2 separate regions of the Homo sapiens genome follow, and region 2 is linked to region 1. The links are chromatin loops, found by intact Hi-C in ENCODE. Cell type or tissue: B cell. All regions are shown on one strand.

The links. Hi-C counts contacts between places; a loop is a spot of excess contacts. Peaks named below come from ENCODE experiments on the same cell type or tissue, not always from the same donor. Only the 100,000 strongest peaks of a DNase experiment are listed, where the experiment ranks them.
Region 2: it touches region 1 in a loop (5-fold over the local background); 1 of 110 quality-filtered maps calls a loop at or near these places.

Annotation. Positions count from the first base shown.
Region 1 is chr15:70,030,892-70,038,891 of GRCh38, reverse strand. LOC124903518 (a long non-coding RNA gene) reads left to right here and starts at 6,630. Exons shown (of 2, transcript XR_007064697.1): 1 at 6,630-8,000. RefSeq lists enhancers at 1,754-1,863, 3,007-3,136, 3,227-3,326, 5,436-6,046, 6,047-6,659. In B cell, no CTCF peak of the experiment used is centred here; DNase peaks (open chromatin) are centred at 1,461, 1,621, 2,191 and 3,021; H3K4me3 peaks cover 1,186 bases; H3K27ac peaks cover 2,667 bases; H3K27me3 peaks cover 312 bases.
Region 2 is chr15:69,878,124-69,886,123 of GRCh38, reverse strand. No RefSeq gene overlaps it. Among named protein-coding and RNA genes, the nearest start is that of LINC00593, 47 kb to the right of the region's middle. RefSeq lists an enhancer at 4,488-4,777. In B cell, no CTCF peak of the experiment used is centred here; DNase peaks (open chromatin) are centred at 4,123, 4,793 and 5,363; H3K4me3 peaks cover 667 bases; H3K27me3 peaks cover 1,212 bases.

The DNA.
Region 1 (8,000 bases):
ATGTAACCAAATACCACTAAACCTAAAATATAACTTCTTATATCATCAAATATCCAATCTGTATTCAAAGATCCCCAATTGTCTCATAAGTCTTTTTACAAAGTGTATTTATTTGAATTAGGATCCAAATAAGATCCACACAGAGCAAGCAAAATTGATATGTCTTTTAGATTCCTGCTTCATATCACATCCTCTCTCTCATACACATCCATACACACACATATTTATTTACTGGAAAAAAAACCAAATTTGTCCTTAGAGCTTCACATAGTCTGAATTTTGCTGATTGCTAAATTGTAGTTAGATCTTGGAGCTTGATTAGATCCAGGCTTGATTTTGGAGGGAGGCAGAATACTTCATAGATTCATTAGGAAACACATAGCAGCTAGATGCTTCTCCTTTTGTATGTTAGCAGTCACCGATGATCATTGTGTAGATTCATTAACTCATTAGGGGCTACATAAGGGTGATTCCAATTGCAACATTTGCTTGAATATTGTTATAAAAAGAAACTGCCCCACACCAACCATTTGGTTACCTTGAAGTACAGTTCATACAGGAAAGGCAAGATGAATGCTTGATTCATTTGCTTTATTTGCCAATTTTCAAAATAATAAGTTAATTCTTCAGTATCCTCAGCAATTGACCAATGAGGTATTCTTTTTTAAAACATTATGAATGTGTGAATTTAAACATATTTGATATGTTTGAGTCAAGTGGAGTTATCTTTATTGCTTCTGAAATCATCCTACTTGGGGATCCTCTTGAAGATGCCTCCTGAGTCTTTTTAATACGACCATACTAGTCTTTGAGAGCTTCCATGCTTTCTGGTAAAAGACAATGTCCCTGGCTCATCTTGTACATTTTCCATCCTGGATGTGGAGTTGGCCATTTTTTCCAATGAACCTTGGTTCTGTTTAGTGGAAAGTGGTATTTGGAGACCATAATCTGGGTGCTTGGGGTGCTTGATGCTAATGAAATGATCATTGTTTCTGGGCCTTTTCAGTAGCAGAGCTAAGAAATGTGTATGTGCATATTTATATATTTGTTAATATATAAATAGACCGTGAGGTCTACTGAGGCTTCTAATTCAAATTCAGGGTTACAGGGTTTTTTTATTTAACCTCATTGATCTTCTACCTGTATCTCCTTGCTAAGTAGATTAAATTCTGAGTGGTTTACACCTAAGTGAAGATGAATTTCAAATTCTTCCCTTGTTGCTATTCATTTGCTGCTTGCTTCATTTTTCCAACCAACCAACTGTGAATTTCTTGAGGGCAGAGATCAAGTTTGGTTCACTTCTCTATTCCCAGTTCCTAATGGAGTACCTGTCATCTGATAGGTGTTTGGTAAACAGTTACTAAATGCCCAAAAGAATGCTTTCAATGAAAAGTTTCCTTTCCTTAAAAGGAGAAGTAGAGTGAGTAGAATCTGAAAATTTGCTCAGGATTGTAAGCCAAGCATATCGGCCCACACACCCATGCATTAATTCAATAAATATAGACAGAACAGACCCAGTGTTGGAGGCTAGGGGCACGAAATATAGAGGTAAGTGATCTATACCCTCACAGAATGCACTTGTTAGTGGAAAAAACAAATTCTACTAATTAATAATTAGTGGCCTGGACAGCATATTGTGGGGGTCCTCATCGGGGGAAGAGGCAACTCTCAGAAGGGTCAAAAAGGGGAAGTATTCATGAAGGCTTCCCAGAGGAGATCACATTTGACTAGGTGTTTAAGAGTGCATCGGGGTTGTAGGTTTATAGAGGGAAAGGCATTTTAGACATGCCAGTCCCTGAACTGCTTGCCTCTCTGCAGTTCTGAGCTAGTTTGTCCTTGGATGGGCCTGAAGAGTTTGTAGATTCCTTGTGCTAGGGCTGGAGCTACTCCTTAGAGAACCTCTAGTGTCTCCCAGGAGGGTCAGCAGGTGGAGGGAGGGAGGAAGGGAGGAGGGAGGAAGCCCACAGTACTGAATCACTTTGCTGAATACTGCACAGAGAGGCCATCCCTCTGTGCAGGGCACTATTTGGAAACTGCTGCCAACTGCTGTGCATGCACTATGTAGATCAGCTTGTTTGTCAACGAAAGTAATTTGCATTCAAGCTTGTTTGGGGACACACTCCCTAGTCTCCAGGAAGCCCTAAGGACAGATGTTACCCAAGACTGCTACTTGACTCACCATCACCTTTCTATCAGTGTGAGGCACCCTCCTCTGGCCCTGCTGGCTCAGTTCCAGGAGGCGCAGGTGTTCAGGCCTCTAAGTCCTACCCACCAACATGGACAGAGCTACCTAGACCTACGCAATCAAAGAATCGCAGTCATCTAATGATATTTGCCCTGGTCTAGAACCCACCAGCCTATGATTTACCTCATAGGTTTAAAAAAATAAGTTTACTTTTTAAAGCCTAAATGTAAAGATTTTAAAAGGAAACTTTATATATTATCATAAATAAAATACCAATATTCCTTACCTTAAATTTAAAAGTCTGCATACTTGTAAATGCAATGAAAACAATTCTAAGTAGCTGTACCTCAAGTTCTCACTCCTTCCTTGTTAAAAAAGGGAGATGACCCAGTGTTTGAGAGCTGTGTTGGACATTCGCACCCAAATGAAACCTGCGCCTTGTCCAAATCAGAAATGATTGAATGAGAATTGGGAAGAGAATAATTTCCTGCTCTGCAGCCCATGGTTTTCAATGCCTCGTCATCTTTCTTACAAAACTCTCCTCTGTGCCACAGCTTGGGAAAGCCAGATCTAGTCCAATATCTTTGTTACAGATGGGGACACTGAGGCCCAGAGAACACAGTGACTTGGAATTGAAAGTTTCATGGAAGCAGGACCTCTGTCAAGCTCAGTCCCTCTGGTATCCCCAGTGCCTTGCACCGTGTGCAGAACGAAGGAATGGGTGACTTCACACAACCTCGAGTCGAGACTGAAACGAACACCCAGGCTTCTTGACTCTTGAGTGTTTCTGTGTTGCAGAGCTCCTCACCCCATCCCCAGCCTCCACCACCCCTCCTCAGCTTCCTCTTTCAGTTCTTCTTGGGGAATTCAGGGGATTGTGCATCTTGAGCAGGGCCATGTGGCCCTGCCTGGATCTCATTCTTTCTCTGCTATCTGCAGCTGGTTATGTCCTAGTCTCTAGGTGGCCTGACCTGCGATGTGCAGGGGGAGAGAGAGGGCAACTGCCTCCCTCTTCCCTCTTTCCTTCGGCCTCCAGTCAGCAGCTCTGAGGGTCCATTCTGAGCCATCAGCCCTGCCCTGCCACCTGGGGTGGGAGAGCTGGTGAGCACAGAGTGGGGTCGTATGGGCAGGAACTGAGGGGCTCCAAATGGATGTGGGGAGAGGCCCGAGCCGGCAGGAGAGTGGCTCCCGTCCCTTGAGCTTCCTGCCCTAGCTTTTCACTCTGAGGACACTGATCTCTGCCCCATCTGTGGGCTCTGTTCTGCACTCACCTGAGCCAGGCCTCGTGAGACAGTTATTGTGTCAGGTCCTGTCTGGCCATCCTGGCACACAGTCATTCAGCCTCTATCCAGTCAACAAACATTTCCAGAGACCCACTCGGTTTGGGCCCCAGACTTCAGAGATGAACAGGACCCAGCCTCTGCCCCCAAGCTGCTGCCAGGGTTGGGGGTGGGGAACGGCCCCATCCCCAGATGACCCTAATATTCCATGACCAGTGCTCCTAGGGCACTAACTGGCACAGGGGCATGGAAGTCCAAAGGACAGGCACCCACGGGCCCCCAGGGCCAGGATGGCTTCCTGGAAGAGGTAAGGTCTGAGCTGCGCTCTGAAGGATGAGGGGGATGAGGAAGGCCATGGAGGAGGGGCAGTGTGGCATGTGCAGAGGCTCCTGAGGGAGGGTGAGGGTGACAGGAGAATGCTGAGGACTGAGATGGACTCTGGGGGAACCAAGGAGCCTCTGACAGTATAACAAGGAGACTCTGGGTGGAATTCGGCCATTGGGAAACAAGCTCTACTTGTGGTGTCAGGGCAAGGCAGAGAGGAGGACGCCAGGCAGCTGGCAGCGTGGGCACTAGCACGGTGACGGTAGCCTCAGAGCATGGCACAGCCAGAAGAATGTACCCAGTGCATAACCAGGGGAAGAGGGGCCTGAACCCATCTTTCACCTTCCATGTCCCACTGCTGCTCAACAGGACTCAGAGGGGAGACTCTCCCAGATGGGAGACCAGCTACATCTGCTGGTCCATTGAACAGGTGCCCTGTTTCCTGCGGCTGGCAAAGCTGGAAGCCTAGTGTTCTGGGATGGCCTGCGTCATTGCTACCCCTTGAAAGGCAGCTTACCCTCCCCAACCTTCTACCTTGTGGTAGCACAGATGTCAGCTGTGGGCTTCTGCCTCCAACCCTTCCCCCTGAGTTTCTCTTGGTCACTGTGGCCAGAGCCCACCTGACACAGGCCAGCCATCTCTCCCCCACCCGTGACATTCCCCCAGCAGCCCTGCCCTGTGCCTAGTGCTCCATGTATTGCCCTGTGGGCCCTCCTGCCACCATTCTTGATGCCTCTGGGCCTCCAGGGTCTCAGGCCTCACCCTGGCCAACTTCCCTCTCCCTGTAGTCCAGAGTGTCCTCAGCTCCCTGCCTCCCTCTCTGCACCATTCCCAGAGCAGGCCTAAGTTTTGGCTGTGCCCCAGGATTACTGGGTGTGATTCTTTGCGCATCTGTGCCTCAGTTTCCTCATCTGAAACAGCGGGGTGGAAACCAGACGTCAGAATCCCACCCTCTGCCATGGTGGGCCCAACCCAGAACAGTAGCACCCTGGCCTCCCCACAGCCCCATTCCAGATGCCGAGTTTCGGGGGGCGGCCAATTCTGCAGGGAGGGGTGGCGGCTGGCTTGTCTAGCCAGCGCTGCTGCTATCCCAGTCCCAGCCCGAGGCAGCCCATCTCCGCAGCTCTCTGCTCCACGGTCCACCATTAGCGCGCAGCGGCCCTCGCCCCTCGGGCGGCCCCCGCACTGAGCAGATGGCAGGGGAGGCGATCGGCCGCGTCAGCTGCTGTTATCTCTCGCTGATGACACGGAGTGTAAATTTTGTTGGCAACACTCCCTCCTGCCTCTGCATGCCACCAGCTTTAATCACTGTAATTGAGTTATAATGAATGATTGTGTGTTCGCATTGTCTGAGCCAGGCGCAGCCGGAGCGAGTGAGCGGGGCTGGGCCCGCCCGCCCGCTGGGGTAGGGGGTCCTCCCTGCCCCGGGGAGGGGGCATCGCCTTCCCCCGCGCCTGGGGCGCTGGGCCTGGGCTTTGCCACTGCCCTGGGCTCCCTTCCCCCAGCATGGAGGCGGCCACACACCACAGCAGGGCTTAGTGCTTGTTTTTCCCTTATTATCATTTTCAAGTGACACAATGCATTCAGGAACATTGTGGAATATTTGGGAAATTCAGATAAGCCAAAAGAAAAGGAAAAGAAGAAAAGGAATGAGAATCACCGAAATCCTGCCCCTCGGCGATAACCTCCCTGCCCCACTACTTTACATTTTGGTGAATATTCTTTCAGACGTTTTACCACGCCAATGGAATGACAGCCGCTGCCTCCCGCACCCATCCCTGTGCGTCTGTGCCCGGTGCCTTACTACAAGCCTAGCCTCACTTGACCTCCAGAGGCTGATCCAGGAAGTGGCTCCCAATTACTCCCATTTTACAGAGGAGGCAACTGAGGCCCAGGGAGCTCAATGGACCTCCCAAACACAAGCAACCAGCTAGTGGGCTGCCCTGCTTCAAACCCGGTGGGGGCTGAGTCTGTTGGCCCCCTCCTAAGTATGCAAATAAAGTAAATTTTGAACACCCTTCTCTGTGCTTTCTCCAGTCCCCTGGTGCCCAGGAGAAAAGCAAAATTGTCTCTCGAACTGTAATGTTCTTTTTCGTTACAACATGACAGTGTCCATCCAGGGAGAGGGAATGTTGGGACTAGGTTTGCCTATTTCAGGAGAGTAGCCACCAAGTCCCCTGTGGCATCTCTGGATAGGACTGTCCCTGGTTCCCATGGCCCTTTGGGCTGCTGCCCCTTATGAGTTCGGGGGCCCTAGGCAAGACACTGCCCCATCTGTAAGTGAAGGGTAAGGGGAGCCTTCTGGGGTGGTCTGCCATCTCTGGTGGTGTTGGGGTCCCAGGAGGGTGGGCCAGCAGCTAGTGTGGCTGTAGGGCTGAGTTGACACAGATTAACCTCCAGAGAGGCTCCCTGAGTAAGGGCAGAGGGAGGTGCTAGTGAGACCAACAGCAGTTGCCCTGGCCAGGAGACACCATCGGGTAGGGGTTGGGGGTGCTGATCCCTTTGCAGGCTGTGGTCCTGGGGCAGGGCTGGAGTATGGTGGACAGCAGACAGGGCTTCTCCCAGCTCCAGCCTGACAGTCTGCACCACCTTGGCTGGTCTCATCCTCCCAAATTTCTCCTCTGAGCACTGATTCTCTGGTCTAAAATAATAAATTTCAAGGTCGCCCAGTAGTTTCTCCCACTCTTCCAGATAGCAGCATTTATTTTTTATTAAGTGACAATAGTATTGTTATTATCAATACACATATTATGTATACTTATATAGAAATATTTATATGTCTATAAATAATAGTAATATTTTATAATGCACAAATAATTATGATTATACGTGACATTTATTGAGCACTTAGTATGTGTTAGGCTTAATGTTTCTGTGCTAAGTTTATTTTCTTTTGTGACACAGTACAGTCCTTTTCTACACCAATAAGGTAAAAGCCATTTGTAAATAGATGTTTCAGTGCCTTCAATCCTGCATTTTTAAAGCCAAGCTCTCCAGCAGGACTCAACTCAGTCCTCTGCCTCAGACCCACCTTCACCTCTCCACATCTAGATGGAAGGGGGCTTACGAGTCTCCTTGCTTGAGGCAGCTCTCCAAGGAAGTTGCAATGATTGTTCTTCTTGGAGTATTTCTTGGTAAGGTATTTCAAGGGCCCTTTAGAGAACTGCTTCTCAGAGAAAACAATGATGACTTTTGTGAAGTGTTCTCAGTAAACAGCATTCTCCAGGTTTCAGGTTTCCAGTGCCTTTGGCCTTCTCTTTTGATGATGGTTCTGGTTTCTAGGATCAAAAGTCCTTTCTTCCCCAGGAGGACCCCAGGTGCCAGGCTCCATGTTTCCTGATGCTCTGTAGGCACAAGGGACATTGGTAAGGAAAGCGTACTGCACCCTCTCACTGTCTCATCAAATCCTCCCCACAACCCCAGCACCAGCTCCATTTTACAGAAGAGGAATCTGAAGCAAGAGAGGGTAAGTAACTTGCCCAGGGTCACACAGTTAGGCGATGGTGCAGGCTAATGCTTCCCATGCACTGTGGTTGGCACTGGGGGATGAATGAGACACACACAGCCCCATTCCTTGACACACTTCAGGGCTTCCCCGGACAGCTGACCTATCCCCATGCATCACCCCTGCAGACACACCCCACACATGTGTGGGCATACCCATGACATCACTGATCTCTGCAACATAGTGGTTGCCCTCTCCACTGTGCACCGCCCGGTACTGGACTTGTCCATCTGGACTTCACTGGCAAGGCAAGGCCTTTGACCTGAAGGGGAGGGATTCTTCTTTCTTGCCTTAGGAAGATCACATGGATCCCGAAGCTGTGCAGCTCCTAGAGACTAAGACCCTCCTCTTACAGATGGACGCCACAGACAGACCCATAACACACGGAACTCATATAAGCCACTGCTCGCCCAGAAAATGTCAGGTCATAGTGCTTGGCCAGTCACCTCCTTCCATCCCCGGCATCAGGCCTGCCCTCCGGAGCTGCTGCTGCTTTCTCCAGGGCTGGGGCACAGGTCTACTCTGTGGAGGTCTTACCTGTCCTTCAGTCCCCATACCCTAGACACAGCATGCTGGCCCCCAGCCTCTGGTGCTTCTGCTGTAGGGTGTCAGGAATGCATAGGGTGTGGGGTGTAGGTTCTGCTATAGGGTGTTCAGCATAGGCCAGAGATACAGAAAGGAGGGAGGAGGAAGGAGGTGGCCATTC
Region 2 (8,000 bases), 150 kb after region 1:
AATTGGGACGTGATCAATGGGACAGGAAGAAGACACCTCTCTCACACTCTCAATAAACCCAAATTTTCTATAACCACGTCTTTATTTTTTAAATAAATCCAGAGCCCCACAGGCTGCTCAGCTTCTTCTCCAGGCCTGCCCACCCTTTGAGAGCTTCAAGGCTTAGAATGAGGCCGGGTAGCCCAGACTCACTTAGGAGTGGGACGTCTGTCACCCGCCCGTCTTGCGGGATGAACAACGAAGCTCTCTTATCCCACTTGCTCCCCCTCCCAGGGCCGCCAAGATGTAGGGACAGGCGTTAATTGAAGCCACAGCGAACTGGGCCAGAGCTGCCTGCGATGCTGAGAAACACACCGGCTGTTTTCAAAGCGCCTTTCTCTCCTCTCCTTTCTAATGAAAACCCTCATGTAATCTGTTAGTGCCACTGCACTGGAGCATGAATTATTCAGAGAAGTCTCTGTTCGGTTATCTCCCCTCCCCGGGGACGCCCCTACCATTGTCCGCACTGATGGGTCATTATGCACTCTGTGAATTTAATCTTTTAGGCTATCCGGCCGCACAGAAAAAATGTATGAATAACAATTTTCCTGTAATAACCTTCAACTAACCTTTCAACTAGAGTGAGTCATTCCAATCCCATTTTCACATCAAGAGGAGTCAAAGGCAGGCAATTACCTCTTATCTGTTTCAGAAGCTGCCCCCACCCCAACTGCACCCTTAATTTTTAAAGAGGTGTTGAAGAATGTGTGGGAGCCAGTGGAGGAGGGGGCCTGGGTGGAGGAGGTGAGAAGGGTTGGGTGGTAAGAGGCAGGCACTGGCATTCCAACACCGAACTTCAGCCTTTCCCTCTGGACCTGCCTTGCCATCTCCTAGGGTCACCAGCACTGCCTCTCATCAGCCCACAATGTGGCTTTCTCAGCCCTCTGAAAGCAGCCACCAGTTCCCTCTCTTGCCCCCACTAAGGGAAAATGTCTCCTCTATCCAGAGATTTCCACAAAGCCCTTCCATGGGAGGCAAGTTCAGATGAATTTTGTCTCCTAGTGAGAGTGTTGGGCTCACCATGCTGCTGACACAAGAGAGGATGGGGAGAGTGGGGGCCTGTGCCCACCCCAAGAGCCCCATTTCACCCCTGGGCTTGCACAGTGCAGAGATCTGGAAGGAGCCTGGACTTTGGAGTCAAGTGTAACTGGCTTTGAGACTTGGCTCCTCCAGCTGTGTGAACTTGGGTAAGCCACTTTACCTCTCTGAGCCTTGGAAGGGCTTCATGGATAAAATGGGGATAACAATAACAATAACTTACAGAATTGTTGTTAGGGTCAAATGGGACATGGAAGCAAACTCTGTCCAGTGCAAAGCCCCGGGGCTGGGTCAGCTCCTCCAGTGAGGCTGAGGCACCCCTACCCCTATTTTTCCCATCTCCTTTTTTTGATCTTGGGTTCAGCCTGGTTCTGAGCACCCAACTCCCTTCCCTAAGCTCCTTGGCTCCCCAGATAGGGGCTAATACACTCATCCACACTCAGGTCTTAGAATGGCAACTTCTAATGGCTCAAAAAATCCTAAGAGGAGGGGGCGTGAGCAGTGCTTACCCTAAGGGACTTGGCCCATTCGTAGTGTGTACAACTGACTCTAGGCCTTTCACTCCTGGAGCAAGTCTTTGCTTTGTCTGTTTTGCCTCCAACCAATCTTTTCTTTTTTTAAATTAACCAAATGAAAAATGTGAACTCAGAGTGTGAAATGACTTCTCCAAGTCCTAATTCAGAAGAACAGATCCTGGACCAGGACCCAGGGGTCCTGACTCCCCTCCCAGTGCTCAGAGCATCATACTGCCTCTTAAAGTGCTTGAATGGTGGCAGTACAGGCATGATGGCCTTTGGCAGGAAGGGATCCTTGATATTCCTCAAACCAAACCTTGCCAAGCCTTGGTGAGTCTTCTTTCCAGGGTCACACAATAGTCAAGAACCTTGTGCTGAAGGCCTGACAGATTCCTCAGTGGGTTAATGCCACTCTGGACAATCACAGAGGTAGCATGGAAAACATCAGGTGGCCTGCCTGGGTGACTAGGTTGCTCAGTGAGCATGAGCTGCAGATAGAGAGGGAGGTGCCGTGTGATGAGATGAGAGAGGACAGGGTGAGTAGGTACTGGGCTCACCGGCAGCGGGCTTCCTGTGCCATTTGTTTTCAGACTGTTGGTTAGCAGGGTCCCGCACTCCAAGCCATCTGCCTGGTTCAGGCCTACCCAGGGCAGGGAACGTCACCTCCTGAGAGCCCTGTTTCACATCTACCTCCCCCACCCTCCCAATCCCTCCCAAGACCCCACCAACCCGTTTTTTCCACAACCTGCAACCTTGACTCTTGCTTTGACACTCTAAGAAGCTTTCTGTCTTTCCCTCTTGACCTCTCTTCCTCCAGCAATTGGATGACTGGAAGGAGGTAGCCTGGACTCAGCTCTCCCTTCCTCTCTGTTCCAAGTCTGTTGGATCCTTGTCCAGGCTTTTCCTCTGCTTCTCCCTTTGGTGCATTTGCATCACTCCTAGCATAGCCCCTGCTGTCCTTGCAGAAGGATATTTCTGAAACAAAACAAAACAAAAAAATTCTCCAAGTCCTCAAAGGAAATATACAAAAACACTGGCGATGGAGGTGAATAAGTCATGAGGGTGGGGCCCTTGTGAATAGGATTAGTGCTCTTATAGAAGGGTTTGACTGAGGGAGTTCTTCCCTTCTGTCATACAAGAAGAGGTGAGGACACAGCATTTGTCCCCTTTGGAGGACACAGCAACAAGGCATCATCTTGGAAGCAGAGAGCGGCCCTCATCAGACAACTGAACATGCCAGGGCTTGATCCTGGACTTTCAGCCTTTGGAACTGTAAGAAAATAAATTTCTGTTTCTTATACATTACTCAGTCTCAGATATTTTGTTATAGCAGTAAAAAAATAAAGAATTAAGAGAGTTTCCAAACTTTAGAAATATGTATTATAAAAGTTGGCGAGCTAAGAGAATCACAGTCTTCAACTTTTTTACCCTCCCATTGAAGACCTGATTGTGATGTGAGTATCAGAGGTGGAAATCGGGGCTGCTGGTGAGGGAAGGGCCTTTGCTGCCTTTTAGGAAGGCAGGAAGAATCCAAAATGGCTGCTGACCATACAAGGAACAAACCATGAAGACCACCATAGGGGACCACTCACACTCAAGTCTGGGCTGCTGGTGCAGCACCTCCAACAGGCACCCGGGAGGAAGTAGCCTGCACTGCTCAGGGAGTGGGCAGCCTCTTCAGGAAGAAGCTTTCCTAGGTCAGAATTCAAACTCGGGTCCATCTGTGTCCAAAGCCTGCATGTGTCTCCATCATCATCTCCCTTTTTAGCACACACATAAGATCATTCTGAATCCCAATGGACTTTGCCTTAGCTTTGTTTATTTCTCCAGTGGCCATAGTAGGGACACATCCCCTTTACCTCCCCTTTCTCCACCCCACTTGTACCACCATCTTCTATAATAATGCCAAGATCACCCACCCTTAGACCCTGAAAGCAGCCTGACACCCTTTTCCCTCTGTGCCAGTTAATCAAACCTTACAGTCTCAGCTCCTGGAGAGTTTGTCTTGGAGTCTGGTACAGATTCTCAGCTCACAGCAAGGCTAGGGGAGAATGCTCTGAACTGATGGTGTGTGTTCTCTCAGATGTTTCACATTTGAGTGTATATAAAAGAGCAAAATGGGCTGAAGAGCCAACATTTGTGCTACAAAAACATGTCATATCAACAACAGCTACCTTGTCCCCAGAGAAAATTAGGTTGTATAGATGTGAATGTGGTTTTTTTTTCTTTTTTTTTTTTTCTGGGGGTGGAAGTGTTGTATTTTAATGCCTGATTTTGGCAGTTGGTGCAGAAAAATAATCGTGATGCCAATGGCCAAATTTTCCTCCATCCAATCTCAGAAAACTCGAGTTTATGTTTAAATTTCATGCAGCAGAGTTATATACACAGTGCATGAGGGCGGCTGTTCAAAATGTACACATTTCTAGCTCCACTGTAATTTTTTTTCTTTTTGCAAAAGGGAGCTGAGACATAAACACCACCCCCGTCTGACTGCACACAAGGTATGTATGTAAGCGACAAAAATAACTCCCCCGGGATTTCTACAGCCAGGCTGTCGTGCACAGGCACTGCACACGCCAGTGCAGATTGCTAACAGGTGTGGCTCGGGGGAAGGATGAAGCCAAGGACAGGCTGTGATGACTGCACGCTGGTGAAGTGATGGCAGAGAGGGGTGCACCACCTCCCTCTCCCACGACCTGGCCCCATCCCCCTTCCACAATAAGTACCAGGCACGATCTTGGGCATCATTGCCAAAATGTGGGATTCCGAGTAGTGCTATAGCTCCAAGATTGGCCTCTGGTAGGAATGTGAGAGGACATAAATGTCATCCTGAGTTTGGTGAGCTGGAGTAGCCACTCTGAAGCAAGGCTGGACTTGCTCCCTACTGTCCACTGCTTAAGAAACCAATGGTCTTAGGTCCCTGTAGAATCTAGGATGACGAATACTGAGGTGCTCTAGAAACATAGGCTGTTTCCGGAGCCTCCCTGTTGCCCGTGAGATAGAAGGAGCAGGACCCTCCCACTTCACAGGTGAGTCTCTGAGAGGCTGAGTCACTGCAGTATGGTCATACAGCCAGGCAAAGGCAGAAAACAGCCTGGACACCTTCTGCTGCTTTTGCAACAGACTATGAGGAGAGGCCCAGGGGAATAGCACGCAGGGTGCAGGGTGATTTGACTGGAGGGACAGAGGAAGTCCTGCCTCACCCATTTGCAGACCTGAAATCCTCAAAGGGAGTCAGCCATTGGATGTTGACAAAATTTCCCAAAGGTGTGTTAGGTGGCACCTGGATTCAAGATGTGCAAAAGCGTTAAGAGGGTCTGTCCCCAAAAAGTTTGGGCAATGCTGATTTAAACAAACGTAAAGCATTTTATACCCCGCAGGACTTCTCAGAGCCCTTACTATGCTAATGACCCAAGGTGGGGACTTAGTATGCAGGATCTTCCAACCACATTGACCGGAAAAATATTTTCACAAAGCCCTTTTCAGACCTAGTGCTTTGCAGACACACACTTTGTGGAATGCTGGATTAAGGCAATGATGAGTTTAGAAAGGCATATTTTTCTCAGGGAGGAGTAAAATATTATTCTAATATTAGTGAAATCCTTCTAAATGCAAAGTGGTTTAACAGATGAGCTTTAAATCATCTGAAAGACTCTGAAGAAATGGGACACAGGAAAGGTAAGTTTTGATTTGAAGAAGAGCAGAGGGAAGTGAAACTGCCTTAAATCCAATTTGAGAAAAGCTTATTTAAATGTGTTGCTGGAAAAAAAAAAAAAAAGAAAGAAAGAAAGAAAAAATGGTTTCAAGTTTTGTTGAAGTTTGGCTTTGTACCAAAAACTCTTAGGCCAAGGTGAGACGTAAAAGGTGCTAATGCGTTGCCCAAGGGGCCTATGTCAGATTCAAGCAAAGCCCAGCCAGAGGCATCTTGGGGGACAGCTGTTGGCTGGGGGTGTGGGGGTGGGATCTGGGAGCTGAGCTATTTTTACTTCATCTTGAAAAGGAGAGAAATAGCTGCTTTCTTAGAGGAAAAAAGCATTCATATATTATTTGGGGAGGCTGTGATGTAAGAACACATCTCTGCTCCATCAACTGTTGATGGGAGTGTAAATTAGTTCAACCATTGTGGAAGACAGTGTGGTGATTCCTCAAGGATCTAGAACTAGAAATGCCATTAGACCCAGCAATCCCATTACTGGGTATATACCCAAAGGATTATGAATCATTCTACTATAAAAATACATGCACATGTATGTTTATTGTGGCACTGTTCACAATAGCAAAGACTTGGAACCAACCCAAATGCCCATCAATGATAGACTGGATAAAGAAAATATGGCACATATACACCATGGAATACTATGCAGCCATAAAAAAGGATGAGTTCATGTCCTTTGCAGGGACATAGATGAAGCTGGAAAACATCATTCTCAGCAAACTAACACAAGAACAGAAAACCAAAACCTTATGTTCTCACTCATAACCAGGAGTTGAACAATGAGAGCACATGGACACAGGGAAGGGAATATCACACACCAGGGCCTACCAGCGGGTGAGGGGATAGGGGAGGGATAGCATTAAGAGAAATACCTAATGTAGATGATGGGTTGATGGGTGCAGCAAACCACCATGACACATGTAGGCCTATGTAACAAACCTGCACATTCTGCACACGTACCCCAGAGCTTAAAGTATAATAATAAAAAAAATGAAGCTCTAATATTCAAGCTCTCAAAGGCAGGGCCTGGGTCTCATTCACCCAGTTTAGGGCCCAGTGAGGGAGGACAATGTTTGTTGGGCTAAACTGGACACCTGGCCCTGGGGTTTTTAAGATGGGATTCTACTGCAAACACCACAAGACCTCCCTTAGTACACAGTACCTTCCGGCAGGATTGTCCTGGAAGTTGTGAGTCTGCCCAGAAGGAGCACAGGGATTGGGGGCAGGTGATTTGGGGGTCCATACCTGCCTCTGCTTCTCTTCAGTTAGGTGGCCACAAGCAGGTCCCTTAACCTCTCTGAGCTCCAGTTTCCTACCTGTAAAATAGGGATCCTGAAAGCTGCCTGGCGTACCTCCCAGGTGACAGGTGGATTAAATGAGAAGTAACAAATGCATGTTTTGAAAGGAAGATGCTGTACAAATTCCAGTTATTATTACATGACAGAATGTAAGCAATGTTAGGAAGGCATCTTCTCCTATCTAGAAATATTGTTTTGCCAAGGCATGTTAAAGGGCCTGAAATGTCATTATTAGAAATTTATTCCCTGGGATGTTAAAGGCTTTTACATGTTTAAGACATTTTCGCTAAAATGCATTTGGGAGGCATCAATATTCAGCCATTATCTCTGGGCCTCTGAGAGTCTGGCCTGAGACATGGACTTTTCCTGGCTGGCAGCAAACCAGCAAACCATTGCGGATGGGGCTGAGGAAGGAGGGGTGTGATAAAGAGAAGCCAGTGTCCCAGGCAGGTGCTCCCCAAGTGTGGGATAGACCAACGCTTCTCACCCCTGTGTGTGCCCACGAATGACAAGCGGAGGGAGTTAAAATGCAGAATCCCATTCAGAGGGCCTGAGCGGGGCCTGAGAATCCTCATTTCTAGGGAGATCCCAAGTGATGCCAACACTACGAGGACCACATTTGGAAGAGCAGTGATACATAACAGCAAGCCCAAATGTCCCCAGAAAACCAGGCTTTGGTGGAAGGCCTAAGCCCTGCGGCGTGTGATGGTTTGGGAGGATTTCTGGCAAAAAGCAGCTCTCCCCCATGAGAAAATGACTAATACATAGGGCTGCTGTTTTTAAATTTGGATCTGTATTTTTGTGGGATCTTGGTTAGTGCTCTGAAGAACTGTAACATGCACACACAAGATGGGGCCTTGAGACCTTGCTGGGGCCCATGCCCGCAGGGCCCAAGAGGGCCTGAATCCCCCGCTCCCCTCTGGCTCACACCTGGAACCCCAGGTTCCCTCTCCCCTCACCTTGTGTTCTACTTCAGCTCAGGTTTTCTCAGAGGCCCTAGCTCTCCCCCCTGCCTTTATGTGTCTGAATGGTGTGTGGGCATGCTGTTTCTCTCTCTCTCTCTCTCTCTTTCTTTCTATTTGTCCCTCTCCTTCTCCCCCACTTTTCCCCCTGCCCCCTCCATTATCATCATCCTTATCATCCTCCTCCCCATGCTGTTTCTCCAGTAGCTGGTTCGCAGAGGATAGGTGACTCACAACCTCACCAAGTGATCAGAGCTCACTCTCAGAAATCACCAGCATTTACACACTGGACTAGGAGCCCCCTGAGGGCAGACACTGCTCTCTTCTGCTTGGGGCTCCACTGACAGCATAGCGCCCAGTATAGGGAGTGGAGGAAGAGATTGGACATTTTCCCACTGCTTGTAATACATACTTGCATTTGGAGGGCCTCATG